Regions from separate parts of the Homo sapiens genome. Here region 1 is linked to region 2. The links are chromatin contacts, found by Hi-C in ENCODE. All regions are on one chromosome and are shown on one strand. Each heading gives the region's core, a stretch centred on a gene start or an enhancer-like site at or near the end of the contact. The rest is flanking DNA. Distances are from core to core; before and after follow the strand shown.

Region 1 (6,357 bases), core at 795-3,294, 2.5 Mb after region 2:
CGAAATGTAAAAAACTTACATTACTGGCAGGAAGATGCTTTGAGCCTATGGCCCGGTATATAAAGGGTAGAACCTGTAAAAGACACAGGCACACAATAAGAATTAACACTGAAACCATGAGCACACACTCAACTGCAGACTGAAAAACAATGCTAAATAATGCACATAATTGAAAGCATACTATGTTGCTGTAAAGTGGAAAAACATAAAATTTGTTTACTGTAGATGGTGCAGATGATAATCTCAAGCATTACTTTGTCCTCAGAACTTCCAACCTGCATCTCCAGCGGCCTTCCTGCTGCCCCCTTGAACTCAACAGGTCATGTGGGGAAACAGACCAGGACTGGGGCTCAGGAACAAACTACCGCTTAATGCCTGTTCTAACATTAACTAGGTGTTCAAGGTACCCTAGGTCTCAAAGTATTCTTTTTTTTCCTTTAAAAAGGGATAGGGGCTTGTCAGTTGCCCAGCCTGGAAAGCAGTGGTGTGATCATGGCTCACTGCAGCCTTGGACTCCTGGGTTCACACGATCCTCCCACCTCAGTCTCCTGAGTAGCTGGGATTACAGGCACGCACCACTACGCCCAGCTAATTTTTTCACTTCTATTTTTGTAGAGATGGGATTTCGCTCTGCTGTCCAGGCTGGTTAGGGTCTTTTTGGTACACTTAGAATGGTGGGGTTGGGCTAGGTGGTCTATAAAGGCCATTTCTCCTCTTACATCTTCTCTAATTCTAGGTTTAATACCTAATTTGAAAGCACCGTCTAACCTAGGCTTTCTCATTCTCTCAAGGTCATAGACACTATATCCAGGTCCTGAGAAACCTATCTTCCTCTCCTATTAGCTGTCACCAACAGTAAATCCCTCTTCTTTTTTAACGTCCAGAGAACTGCCTCCCATCCCAAGCCTACTGATGCTACTTTAAAACATATTTATTAGATCCATGGGCCTCCTTTGTTGACTTGGAAAAGTCTAGATTAAGACACCAATTTGGCTACTGTAAATCAGCACGGCCATAAACATGGAAACCCCTTTTAGTGTTTATCTATGCAGGGCACCGTGTTAAATTTTTTTTTTTTTTTACGCAATATGGGCCGTGCGCAGTAGCTCACGCCTGCAATCCCAGCACTTTGGGAGGCCGGCGGGGGCCGATCACGTGAGGTCAGACTTTCAGACCATCCTGGCTAACGTGGCGAAGCCCCGTCTCTACTAAAAATACAAAAATTAGCTGGGTACGGTGATGCGTGCCTGTGATCCCAGCTACTCAGGAGGCTGAGACAGAAGAATCGCTCGAACCCAGGAGGCGGAGGTTGCAGTGAGCCGAGATCGCGCCACTGCACTCCAGTCTGGGTAACAGAGAGAGACTCCGTCTCAAAAAAGAAAAAAAAAAGATTTTTAAACACAGTATGCACACAATAATACTCCTAAGAGCCCTGTGAGTCCTACGATTACTGTCCCCATTTCAGATCAGAGCCCACGTTCCAAGCATAAAGCCTCCCATCTAAACAGCAGGGCTGTGGTGGCGATTCCAGGAGATACTTGGAAGCCAGAGTTAACTGCAGGTTAAGAACACAGGGCTCTGCAGCCAGACTGTCCGGTTTCGAATCCCGATGCCACCTTTTGTTTGGTTCTGGGATTTGGGGGCAAACCGAGGTAAATAAGTTGCCCCGACTCGTAGGAAGCGCCCATAAATGTCAGTTCTCATTCTTCCTAGTTAGCTGTTTTGGGGTCCTCTCCACAGCAACGGAATAGGGCAGTTTAACTCTGGTTAACTCTCTGGCCTCCGATGCTAAGGTTGCGCCCTCTGCTTGGCCCTCTGAGCGTCAGGGCTTCCGCTGATTCTGCCCCAGAGCCCTGTTGCCGTCCGCTCACCTCCTGATGATCCTCCACCACCCACACTGGGAGCTTGGGGTAACGCCGGAGACCAGCGCGCCCTCCCGCGGAGTCACTCATGTTTTTGCGCCCGTCAGTTTTGCAGTAAAGCGGTGGCAGCTGGAGAAGACCCGGGAAAGCCGGCGCCTCATCCCGGCCAGCTCTCTCCGGGCGGAAGCGCTCCCTCACCCGGTTGCGTTTTCGGATTGGAGGACGTAGGGGGAGGGGGCGCGGGCTCCAAAGGGTCTTTTGCTGACGATTGGTCTAGACGTCCATCGCTTTCGTTGACGCGCCAATCACCGCGCACAAGGCCCTGCGGTGGGCTGAAGAGTTTTCCCTCCCTTGGCCCAGCTTTCTCAGGTTTGCTTTTTAATTCCCTCGGTTTCCTGTTCCGGAGGCGCGGGCGGTGCCACTGTCTTGGTACCTGCGGTAGTAGCCTGGCTTTGCTCTGACGGCGATCTCGCGGCCCGAGAGCCTTTTATAGGTAAAAGGGGTACCTTGCAAGTGTTAGAAGAGAGTTTCCGAGTGTCAGGATTTAAACGGGGCTGGAGTCTCCGGGGCTGGGGTGAAAAGCGTCCGGGAATTGGGGTCGGGCAGCCCCACTTCAGATCTGCAGCTAAGGGCAAAAGAGCGACGCTAGGCCTGGATCCCGCAAATAAGTGGAAGTGAAAAAGGAGACCTTTCATTCATTTGTGGAGCACACACTATGGTCCAGGCCTGGGGCCGCCCGGCTCTCGGAGGGGAGTGAGATCCTGAGCTCAGCGCCTGCCTCGTGGGGCGTACCGTCTGGCGGGAGATGCAAACAGTAAATGTGCAGTTATGGATCAGGATGAAGGTGACTGCCCTGCAGATCCACCTGGGGAAAGAGGGAGTTCTCAATAAAAATGTAGTCACACTTTAAAATTCTTTTTACATGCACTGACGTTCTGGCCGTGTTAACTATTCAAGACAGCTCCTTCAGTGTCTCTGTTTCCAAACCGCAACCGAGAAGAGACAGACGGAGAAAAGAGAGTTACTTTTCCAGGTGCAGTGAATTCCTTGACTTTTGAATTAAAGTCTGCATCCACAACACAGCCGGACTATGCCTTCAATAGGTCAATTTCATGATTAGTATTTTTAGATTTTCTAACTACTGAAACATCCATGAGGATCTGGCAGTGAATGTTCAGCTCTTGTTACACACTGTACAAGAGTGTTCGTGACCCTGACTTTTGCCCACCTCTAGGTGCGGCACACACCTTTGTGTTCCCCTAAGCCCTGCACATACCTCTTTTTTGTGTGTTTATTGCATTATTTTGTATTTTTAAAACACTTACTTGTACGTGGGTTCTGAGTTCCTTGAATCCTACAGGCTGTGTGTCTTATTATCTCTGAGTCTACAGGGCCTGGGACAGTGCTTCCCATTTATGGGCTCATTAAATATTGCATGACTCAGTGAAAAGGCCTGCTTTCTGTTGCGGAGGTACATGGAAGGGAAATGTACAGTAGCAACATGGAAACATACTATTGGTGAGAGAGTAAACATTTATTGACCACCTACTGTGTGTAGGTTGCTTTTCCCGGGGATGTGAAGGATACAGAAATGACTGTGAATCAACCCATATCATCAAGGAGCTGATAATCTAGTGGAAGAGTTAGACGTGTGCATACTTCACTATGATATGAGGCAGTCTCTGGTAAGTGCTGTAAAAGGATTAAGTATAGACTAAGTCTAGAGGGAATGGGATTACCTAAGGGAATCAGGAAGGGCTTCATAGAGGAGGTGGCATTTAAGATTGATAGATGGATAGAAAATCACTGGGCAGATTCATACGTTGGGAGATTTTTTTTTTTTTTTTTTTTTGAGCTAGAGTTTCGCTCTTGTTGCCCAGGCTGGAGTGCAATGGCGCGATCTGAACTCACTGCAACCTCTGCCTAGGGTGGGAGATTTTAGAGAGGAGAACGGGAGCAAAGAACTAGCTGGTTCTTTGTACTCGAATGGTAATCTGTTGGGAAAACATGGGGTAGTAGGGTCTTTCTGGGGAAGGTACTGGAGAACAAGCCTGGGTCCAGAGTCAATAGAGCCTTAAATGCCAAGCACAGAGGTTGAACTTGATTCTGTTGGCAGTGAGTAGCCTATGGTGGCAGGAGCACCTGTCCGGGCCCCAGGTTTATCATGAGGGTACTGGACTGGATAATAGTAATAAGGAGTCAGGCGCAGTGACTCACGCCTGTAGTTCCAGCTATTTTGGAGGCTGAGGTGAGAGGATTGCTTGAGCCCAGGAGTAAGAGACAGCAGTGAGCTATGATTGCACCACTGCACTCCAGCTTAGGGACAGAGTAGACTTTGTGTCTTAAAAAAAAAATCAGATATTATTTGGTGCCTATTATTTATTAAGCACACTGACTGCTAGCATAATCTGAAATTATTTTCATGAGCCATTTGAAAGTCTACATAGTAAAGTTCTATTGATGAGACTTTTAGAAAGACTTTCAGAAAATGTTTCTATGTTACAGCTTTTTGTACTCAATATTTATGTGAGTTTTTAAAAAATGTTTTGCTGAAGTTCAAGTATTTGGAAAATCATTCATGTTTACAGTGTTTTTATGTGGGAGGAACTGAGAATGAAAATTAAGAATCATTAACTGGTGTGTTAACAAGATTCTGGTTATGTTTGAATTTGAATGCTGGTCTCACTGTGATTTTTGTGTTTGGTCTATGCCTACATGGTTTGTTTTTTTTTTTGTTTTTTTTTTTTTGTTTGTTTTTTTGAGACTGTCGCCCAGGCTGGAATGCAGTGGCGCCATCTCGGCTCACTGCAAGCTCTGCCTCCCAGGTTCATGTCATTCTCCTGCCTCAGCCTCCCGAGTAGCTGGGACTACAGGCGCCCACCACCACGCCCGGCTAAGTTTTTGTATTTTTAGTAGAGACAGGATTTCACTGTGTTAGCCAGGATGGTCTCCACCTCCTGCCCTCGTGATCCACCTGCCTCGACCTCCCAAAGTGCTGGGATTACAGGCGTGAACTACCATGCCCGGCCTATGCCTACCTGTTTTTACCATGAAGGAAACGAGAGTATGAAGGGGGAGAGGGGAAATGATATTTTTCCCAAGTCTTTTAACAAATTAGAGATGATCTATGCCTATAAGTCTTTTTAGCTGCTGATAGTTTTGAGTTGGCAAAACTAGTAATAATGACATTTTAAAATTTAAGGACATTAAAAATTTAGTTGGAAACTTTAACACAGTTCAACATGCTTTTAATTTTGTTTGTAGGCTAAGTGTATTGGAAACTACAAAATTAGTGTTATGGTAATTGCAGAAATATTTTGTAGCATTGGCAGTTTGGGAAACATGTTTATGTCTGTTTTATTCTTTCTGTTTTTTAGAGCTTATATTCTCTGTGGAAGATGTGACATATCCAGGCGGAACATCATGATGCAGGGAAACACATGGTGAGTGCCGTGATGGGAATGGCAATAGTTTGGGAGAACCGAGAGAGGAGCAGACATTGGTGCTGGGCTATAGAGGGTGGAAAGGATTTAGATACATGGGGAGAGGGGATAATGTGCTCATTCTTTCAACAGTGGGCACAATACAATAGAGGGCCATGCCCAGGGCTGGGAAGCCAGACCAGAACAGTTAATAGAAATCCCAGAGCGCTGCCCTGACAGCGCTTGCAGTTCCGAGGTGCAGGCAGACATTAAAGGTGGAATTAGGTCCTTAGAAGGTGGATTGTAATTATTGTAGGACCTGCTAAGAAGCAGCACAGAGTGTTGTGAGAGCAAGGAACCTAACAAAGCCCTAGGGTCAGTGACAGTGGTTGTAGAAAGGCCAGCAAGGATATTATTATAATAGCCATGTAAGAGGTGATGATGTGAAGTAGATGAATTCAGGAAATATTTATGAAGCAGAAACAATTGGATTTTTTGTTTATTTTTTATTAAGGGATAGTTGCCATATAAGTGACAGCAATTTTAAAGTAAATTTTTAGCTAAGGATGGGGGGTGAGGGAGGACAAGTCAGATGATTCCCTGTTACATGTCTTAAGGACTATTAATGGTGTCATTTATTGAGATAGGAAATACTAGGAAAAGAGCAAATGTTTGTCTTGGAGGGCAAGGTCATTAATTCCTTTTAGCATATGTTATGTTGAATTTGTTGGTCCAGGTCAGTGAGACACTCAAGGAGAGAGATGGGGTTGGTAATTGGCAGTGTGGGTCTGGAGCTCAGAAGTTGTGGGCTAAAGGTGTAACTTGGGAGTTTCTGACAGATTGATGTCAATTGAAGCAGTGCAGGTGAGTAGCATCACTTTGGAAGAGAGAGTGAGCAGAGTGCCTGGGCTAGACCCCTGAGGAATACCAGACGGTTAAAGGCCCCCTAGCAGAGAAGAAGCTGGTATGGGAGACTGCCAGGAGGAACAGCCAGAGAAGTAGGAAGGCCACAGTGAAGGCATCATGTCAGGAAGCCAAGAAACGCATCCATGGGGGTGGGGGCTGGGGAGGCA
Region 2 (6,289 bases), core at 3,358-5,857:
TTTTTTTTTTTTTTTTTTTTTAAACTGAGTCTCACTCTGTCACCCAGGCTGGAGTGCAGTGGCATGATCTCATCTCACTGCAACCTCCACATCCTGGTTTCAAGCAATTCTCCTGCCTCAGCCTCTGGAGTAGATTACGGGGGCCACCATGGCCAGCTAATTTTTGTATTTTTGGTAGAGATGGGGTTTCACCATGTCGGCCAGACTGGTCTCAAACTCCTGACCGTAAGTGATCCACTCACCTCGGCCATCCAAAGTGCTGGGATTACAGGCATGAGCCACCGCACCTGGCTGTGTTTACCTCTTGAATGCTGCGGTGGGGGAGGCAAAGAAATCTCACTACAGGTGAAAGTTAAAGAAGACTTTAGCTATGGAAGGAGTTTAAAAGCAGCTTGCATGATGATGCATTTACCCCCTTACTACAGGGATGCCCTGAAAGAGAAAGAAAAAGGCAAGTGAATCTCCATATTAACTGGATTTTGTGTAAATAGATGCATGATATTGTCTAGGAGGAAGAGAATTGAAAGACTGAATGCACTTAACAAGATATCCCTGGCCAAAGGATTATTTATGGTAAATAAACCCGGAATCTAAGAAGCATGGTTCCATAGCTAAAGCAATTCTCTGAGATATAAAATGAAGTCTATTAGGTGACCTGAGAACCTCGTTAGAGACTTCATCTGTAATTTGGGCAGAGGGGTTATTCGTTTACTAAGGCTGCCGCAATGAAATACCGCAGACTGGTTGGCTTAAACAATAGAAGTTTAATTTATCACAGTTCTGGAGGATAAAAGATCAAGATGTTGGCAGGTTTGATTTCTTCTGAAGCCTCTCTCCTTGGCTTGAAGACAGCAAGTGTCCTCACTTGATCTCACTGTGTCCTCACATGGTTCCCTTAGGTCTGTGTTTTTTTGGTCCTAATCTCCTCTTCTACAGATACTAGGATTGAATATTAGTCATATTGGATGAGGGCCCACCCATATGACTTCATTTTGGCTCTATCTCTAAATACAGTCACATTCTGAGGTATTGACGGCTAGGGATTCAACATATAAATTTTTATTGATTTATTATTAATACATAATATTCGTACATATTTATGGAGTACATGTGATATTTTGATACATGCATACAATGTGTAATGATCAAATCAGGGTTTTTAGGATATTCATCACCCAGAACATTTATCATTGTTTTGTGTTGGAAACATTTCAAATCTTCTCTTCTAGCTTTTTGTTTGTTTTTGTTTTTTTGTTTTGTTTTGTTTTCTTTTTGGAATAGGATCTCACTCTGTCTCCCTAGCTGGAATGCAGTGGTGTGATTATAGCTCACTGAAGCCTCAAACTCATGGGCCCAAGTGATCCTCAGACCTCAGCCTCATGAGTTAGTAGGTTTATAGGTGTACCCCACATCCAGATAACTTTTCAAGATTTTTTTTTTTTCAAGACAGAGTCTTGCTCTGTCGCCCAGGCTGGAGTGCAGTGGCACGATCTCAGCTCACTGCAAGCTCCGCCTCCCTGGTTCAAGTGATTCTCCTGTCTCAGCCTCCCTGGTAGCTGGGATTACAGACGCGCACCACCATGCCCAGCTAATTTTCATATTTTCAGTAAAGACGGGGTTTCACCAATTTTTCAAGTTTTTTGTAGAGATGGGGTCTCACTGTGTTGCCCAGGCTGGTTTCGAACTTCTGGCCTCAAGTGATCCTGCTGCATCAACCCCCCAAAATGCTGGGATCACAGGTGTGAGCCACTGCATCTGGCCACTATTTTGAAATATACCATATACTGTTGTTAACTATAGTCACCCAACTGTGCCATCAAATACTATTATTTAGCTATTATTTATTCCTTCTAACTACATGTTCATACCCATTATCCAATCTCTTTTCATCTCTGCCCCCCCATCATTCTACTCTTTATGAGATTAAATTTTTAACTCCCACATCTGAGTGAGAACGTGTGATACTTTTCTTTCTGTGTCTAGTTTATTTCACTTGACATAATGACCTCGAGTTCCATCCATGTTGCTGCAGATGACAGGATTTCATCCTTTTTTTATGACCAAACAATATTTCATTGTGTATATGTACACATTCTCTTTGTCCATTCATCCAGTAATGGACACTCAAGTTGATTCCATATTTTGGCTATTGTGAATAGTGCTGCAATAAACATGTGGGTACAGGTGTTCCTTTGACATACTGATTTCTCTTAAGATTTTTATCAAGACAATATGTGCACAGCTGAACATAGACCCTTATCAGGAGTTTTTGATTTTGCCTTTTGCCTTGTGATCTTTATTGGCCTCAGAAGCATGTGATCTTTGTTCTTCTTGTTTGCCCTTTGAAGCATGTGATCTTTGTGACCTACTCCCTGTTCTTAAACCTCCTCCCCTTTTGAAATCCTTAATAAAAACTTGCTGGTTTTGCGGCTCAGGTGGGCATCACGGACCTACCAATATGTGATGTCACCCCTGGTGGCCCAGCTGTAAAATTCTTCTCTTTGTACTCTTTCCCTTTATTTCTCAGACTGGCCGACACTTAGGGAAAATAGAAAGAACCTATGTTGAAATATTGGGGGCGGGTTCCCCCGATACTTTTGGACATATATCCAGTAGTGGGACTGCTGGATCATATAGAAGTTCTATTTTTAGTTTTCTCACAAACCTCCATACTGTTTTCCATAATGGCTAAACTAATTTACATTCCTACCAACAGTATATATAAGTTCCTCTTCTCTGCGTCTTTGCCAGCATTTGTTATTTTTTGTCTTTTTGATAATAGCCAGTCTAACTGAAGTAAGATGATATCTCATTGTGGTTTTGATTTGCATTTCCCTGATGATTAGTGATGTTGAGCATTTTTTCATATACCTGTTGGCCATTTGTATGCCTTTTGAGAAATGTCTGTTCAGATCCTGTGCCCACTTTTTAATGAGATTATTTCATTTTTTGCTGTTGAGTTGTTTGAGTTTCTTGTATAGTCTGCATATTAGTCACTTGTTGGATGAATAATTTGCAAAATATTTTCTTCTATTCAATAAGTTGTTTATTCTGTTGTTTCTTCTGTTGTGCAGAAGATTTTTAGTTTAATATAGTCCCATTTGCCTATTTTTTGTTTTTGTTGCCTATGCTTTTGAAGTCTTAGTCATAAAATCTGTGCCTAGGTCAATGTCCTGAAGTGTTTTATCTGTTTTCTTATAGTAGTTTTATAGTTTTGGGTTGTATGTCTTAAGTTTTTTAATCCATTCTGAGTTGATTTTTGTGTATGGTGAGGGATAGGGGTCTAGTTTCATTCTTCTGCATATGGATTTCCAGTTTTTCCAGCACTACTTATTGAATAGAATGTCCTTAATATATGTTCTTGGTGTTTTTATTGATAATCAGCTGGCTGTAAATATATGGATTTATTTTGGGGTTCTTTATTCTGTTCCATTGGTCTTTGTGTCTATTTTATGCCAATAGAATGCTGTTTTGGTTACTACACCTTGGTAGTATAATTTGAATTCTGGTAGTGTGTTGCTTCCTGCTTTGTTCTTTTTGTTCAGTGTTGCTTTGGCTATTCAGGACCTTTTGTGGTTTTATACAATTTTTTTTTCTATTTCTATGAAGAGAAAGCCACAGAGTCCTAAAATAATTCTAAAACTCATCATGACTTTCTTGCCTAAAAGATCTTGATTTCAATCGTGCCTAGTTTTGCTTTAATCACTTGCTTGAGAAATACATAAATCCCCACTTAAGATTAGTGCAGGCATATCTCTGGCACCCATTTCTGGTTCTATTAAAATTCCTAGAGATGTCAAAAATTACATTAGGCCACCTGACAGGCTATACCTAGAAGAGAAAAAATGATTTGTAAAAGCAGTGGGGCTATTTGCGATTGCTTTTTTTTTTTCTTAAATATCACCTATTAGGTTGAAAACCTGAAATTGCAGCTTTCTGTAGAAATGGCGGAAGACAAACTAACATTTTTAAAGCGCTCTCATTTAGCTCTGATGAGTACTACACCCCTGATATTCTTCTGATACTAAAATAATTTTCCTAGTGTAGTCTAAACTTTTTTAAAAAGACATGTAATCCGCGGAGTTTGTAACTCAAAACGAGTGCATCTAGGAGGTATCGCAAGCCGTTTCTGGATTAAATTCCCAGCTAGCTAGCTAGCTAAGCAGGGGCGGTGAAGAAGACAATCTGCAGCCTAGGGAAGAAAACGCTTTCGCATTGTTCTTACGTGTTTACGTTATTTTATTTCCCTAGAGCAAGGCAGGAGTAGGGACTCGAATGGTACAGTTGGGCTGGGGATCGCCCTGGTACAATAAAAGCGTCCAGAGAGGACGGTAACAGGCAGGAGCTCCAAAGGTCAGTCCCTGCAATTTAAGACTCAGGAATTTAGGTTGCACAAAAAGGAAAGCAACCTACTGCATTTGGCACTGGCGGTCCCGGGAGGCCGGGGGTGGGGAAGCGCCCAGTGCGCAGACTCCGCGGGCTTGCGCAGGCCCGCAAAAGAGGGACGGGGGTGGTGCCTTTGGGGCGCGGCGCCGCGGCTGGGGGCGTGGCGCCGGGGATTGGGAGGGCTTCTTGCAGGCTGCTGGGCTGGGGCTAAGGGCTGCTCAGTTTCCTTCAGCGGGGCACTGGGAAGCGCCATGGCACTGCAGGGCATCTCGGTCGTGGAGCTGTCCGGCCTGGCCCCGGGCCCGTTCTGTGCTATGGTCCTGGCTGACTTCGGGGCGCGTGTGGTACGCGTGGACCGGCCCGGCTCCCGCTACGACGTGAGCCGCTTGGGCCGGGGCAAGCGCTCGCTAGTGCTGGACCTGAAGCAGCCGCGGGGAGCCGCCGTGCTGCGGCGTCTGTGCAAGCGGTCGGATGTGCTGCTGGAGCCCTTCCGCCGCGGTGAGCCCGGGCCCCGCGGGCTGCTCTCGGGAAGTTCCCGCGGAGGGGAGGGGCCTGGCCGTTCGATCGAGGCTGCACCCGCCACACCTTTGCCCTGTTGCCGCAAGAACCCTTGTCGGCCCCAGCCTTCCAGATTTTTGCCTCCTAGGGTATTGTTAGTGATCATTCTTCCCAAACTGGATTGTCCAAAACTTGGGTTCTGAGATACTGCTGTTGCCCGGTTTCTCCTTTTGCCTCTCTGACTCCTTCCCAAATTCCTCCTTTTTTTTCTAAGAAACGTTCCGTATTTGCCTTTCTTAATTAATTGAGGGTCTTGAACCCTGTGAGAATCTAATGAAAGCCATAGGATTCCCTTCCTGGAAAACTGCATATAGGCGGTCATTCGGCTACCGTTTTGGAGTGCTGTACCCTCAAGCCATCCACGGGCCCAGGCTAACGCTCCTCCCTGCCTGAAATGCTGGCGTTCTAAGTCTCAGCATCTGCTCCCTGAAGCCCAGTTACCCATTCCCATCATTTTCACCTTTTTGTAGACTTCCCCCTTTCAGAGCGGCAGACGCTGGCATACACAGGTCCTGGGCATCGCCGTCAAGGCTGCCCGCCAGGCAGCTTCCACAAATCCCAAAATGAGCCTTTCCTTCTTCCTTCTAAAACAGCATCTCCACCTTCTGTATTATTTATTTCAGTGAATGCCTGAATCTCAAACTTGTACTTCATCATGGACTCCAGTCTTCCTTTCACATCCAATTTCAATGATCATCAATACAGTCATTTTGCTCCTTAGCCCACTCGGACTATTTCTCTCCATACCTGCTGCAACTGCCTTGACACTGGTGTGACAGCCTTTTAAAAACTGGTGTTTGGGGCTGGTATCACTCCAGTGGATTCTCAGACAGCTGCCAGAATAACTTTGTTCAAGTAGAAATCCAAAGCATTGCCTGGTCTATAGTGGGAAATCGGTAAATGGTGAATGAATGAATGCCTACGGCACAGCCGGCTTATTTAAATGCGTTAACTCATTTAACCCTCACAGCTGTATTTGAGGCTTGTAACAATAATGATTTAATAATTAAGATTATGTAATAATTTAAGAATGCTCCATTTAAGATGAGGGAGGCTTGTCCAAGGTCTTGTAATTAGGAGGAAGGTCGGCTGGGAATACGGATATAGCCTCCGGGTGAGGAGTTGTGACTGGTGTTTAGGTAGATGACTAGAGGTTTTCTGTGATTTATTTTAGCCTTAGGAAGGTAAAGATAGTGAGTTTATTATGTAATTTTGATTACTTTTAATCCCAGGAAATTTCAGGTGCTGGTTACCTGGGGTTTGTGCTATAAATACTATACTTGTTGATAGCTTAAAAACTCTCAGGTGCTATTGTCACTAACCACTCTTTCTACAGATGGGTGCT

What was found. Hi-C counts contacts between places; a loop is a spot of excess contacts on that map. Pooled maps may share reads with other maps.
Region 1: a map of CD8-positive, alpha-beta T cell shows a loop between it and region 2 (9-fold over the local background). The contact joins the promoter of C5orf22 here to the promoter of AMACR in region 2. A Hi-C loop is called at or near these places in 2 of 168 maps with a recorded cell type or tissue (CD8-positive, alpha-beta T cell and naive thymus-derived CD4-positive, alpha-beta T cell) and 12 of 50 pooled maps.

Annotation. Positions count from the first base shown.
Region 1 is chr5:31,527,988-31,534,344 of GRCh38, reverse strand. C5orf22 (chromosome 5 open reading frame 22) reads right to left here and starts at 2,044. Exons shown (of 9, transcript NM_018356.3): 1 at 1,872-2,044; 2 at 1-73. The coding sequence starts at 1,952. It overlaps DROSHA (drosha ribonuclease III), which reads left to right and starts at 2,252. Exons shown (of 36, transcript NM_001382508.1): 1 at 2,252-2,355; 2 at 2,820-2,895; 3 at 3,421-3,547; 4 at 5,240-5,305. The coding sequence starts at 5,286. RefSeq lists enhancers at 1,823-1,872, 1,923-1,972, 2,003-2,172.
Region 2 is chr5:34,006,368-34,012,656 of GRCh38, reverse strand. It overlaps AMACR (alpha-methylacyl-CoA racemase), which reads left to right and starts at 4,607. Exons shown (of 5, transcript NM_014324.6): 1 at 4,607-4,884. The coding sequence starts at 4,638. The region is part of intron 6 of C1QTNF3-AMACR (C1QTNF3-AMACR readthrough (NMD candidate)); the gene reads left to right. RefSeq lists a silencer at 4,391-4,470.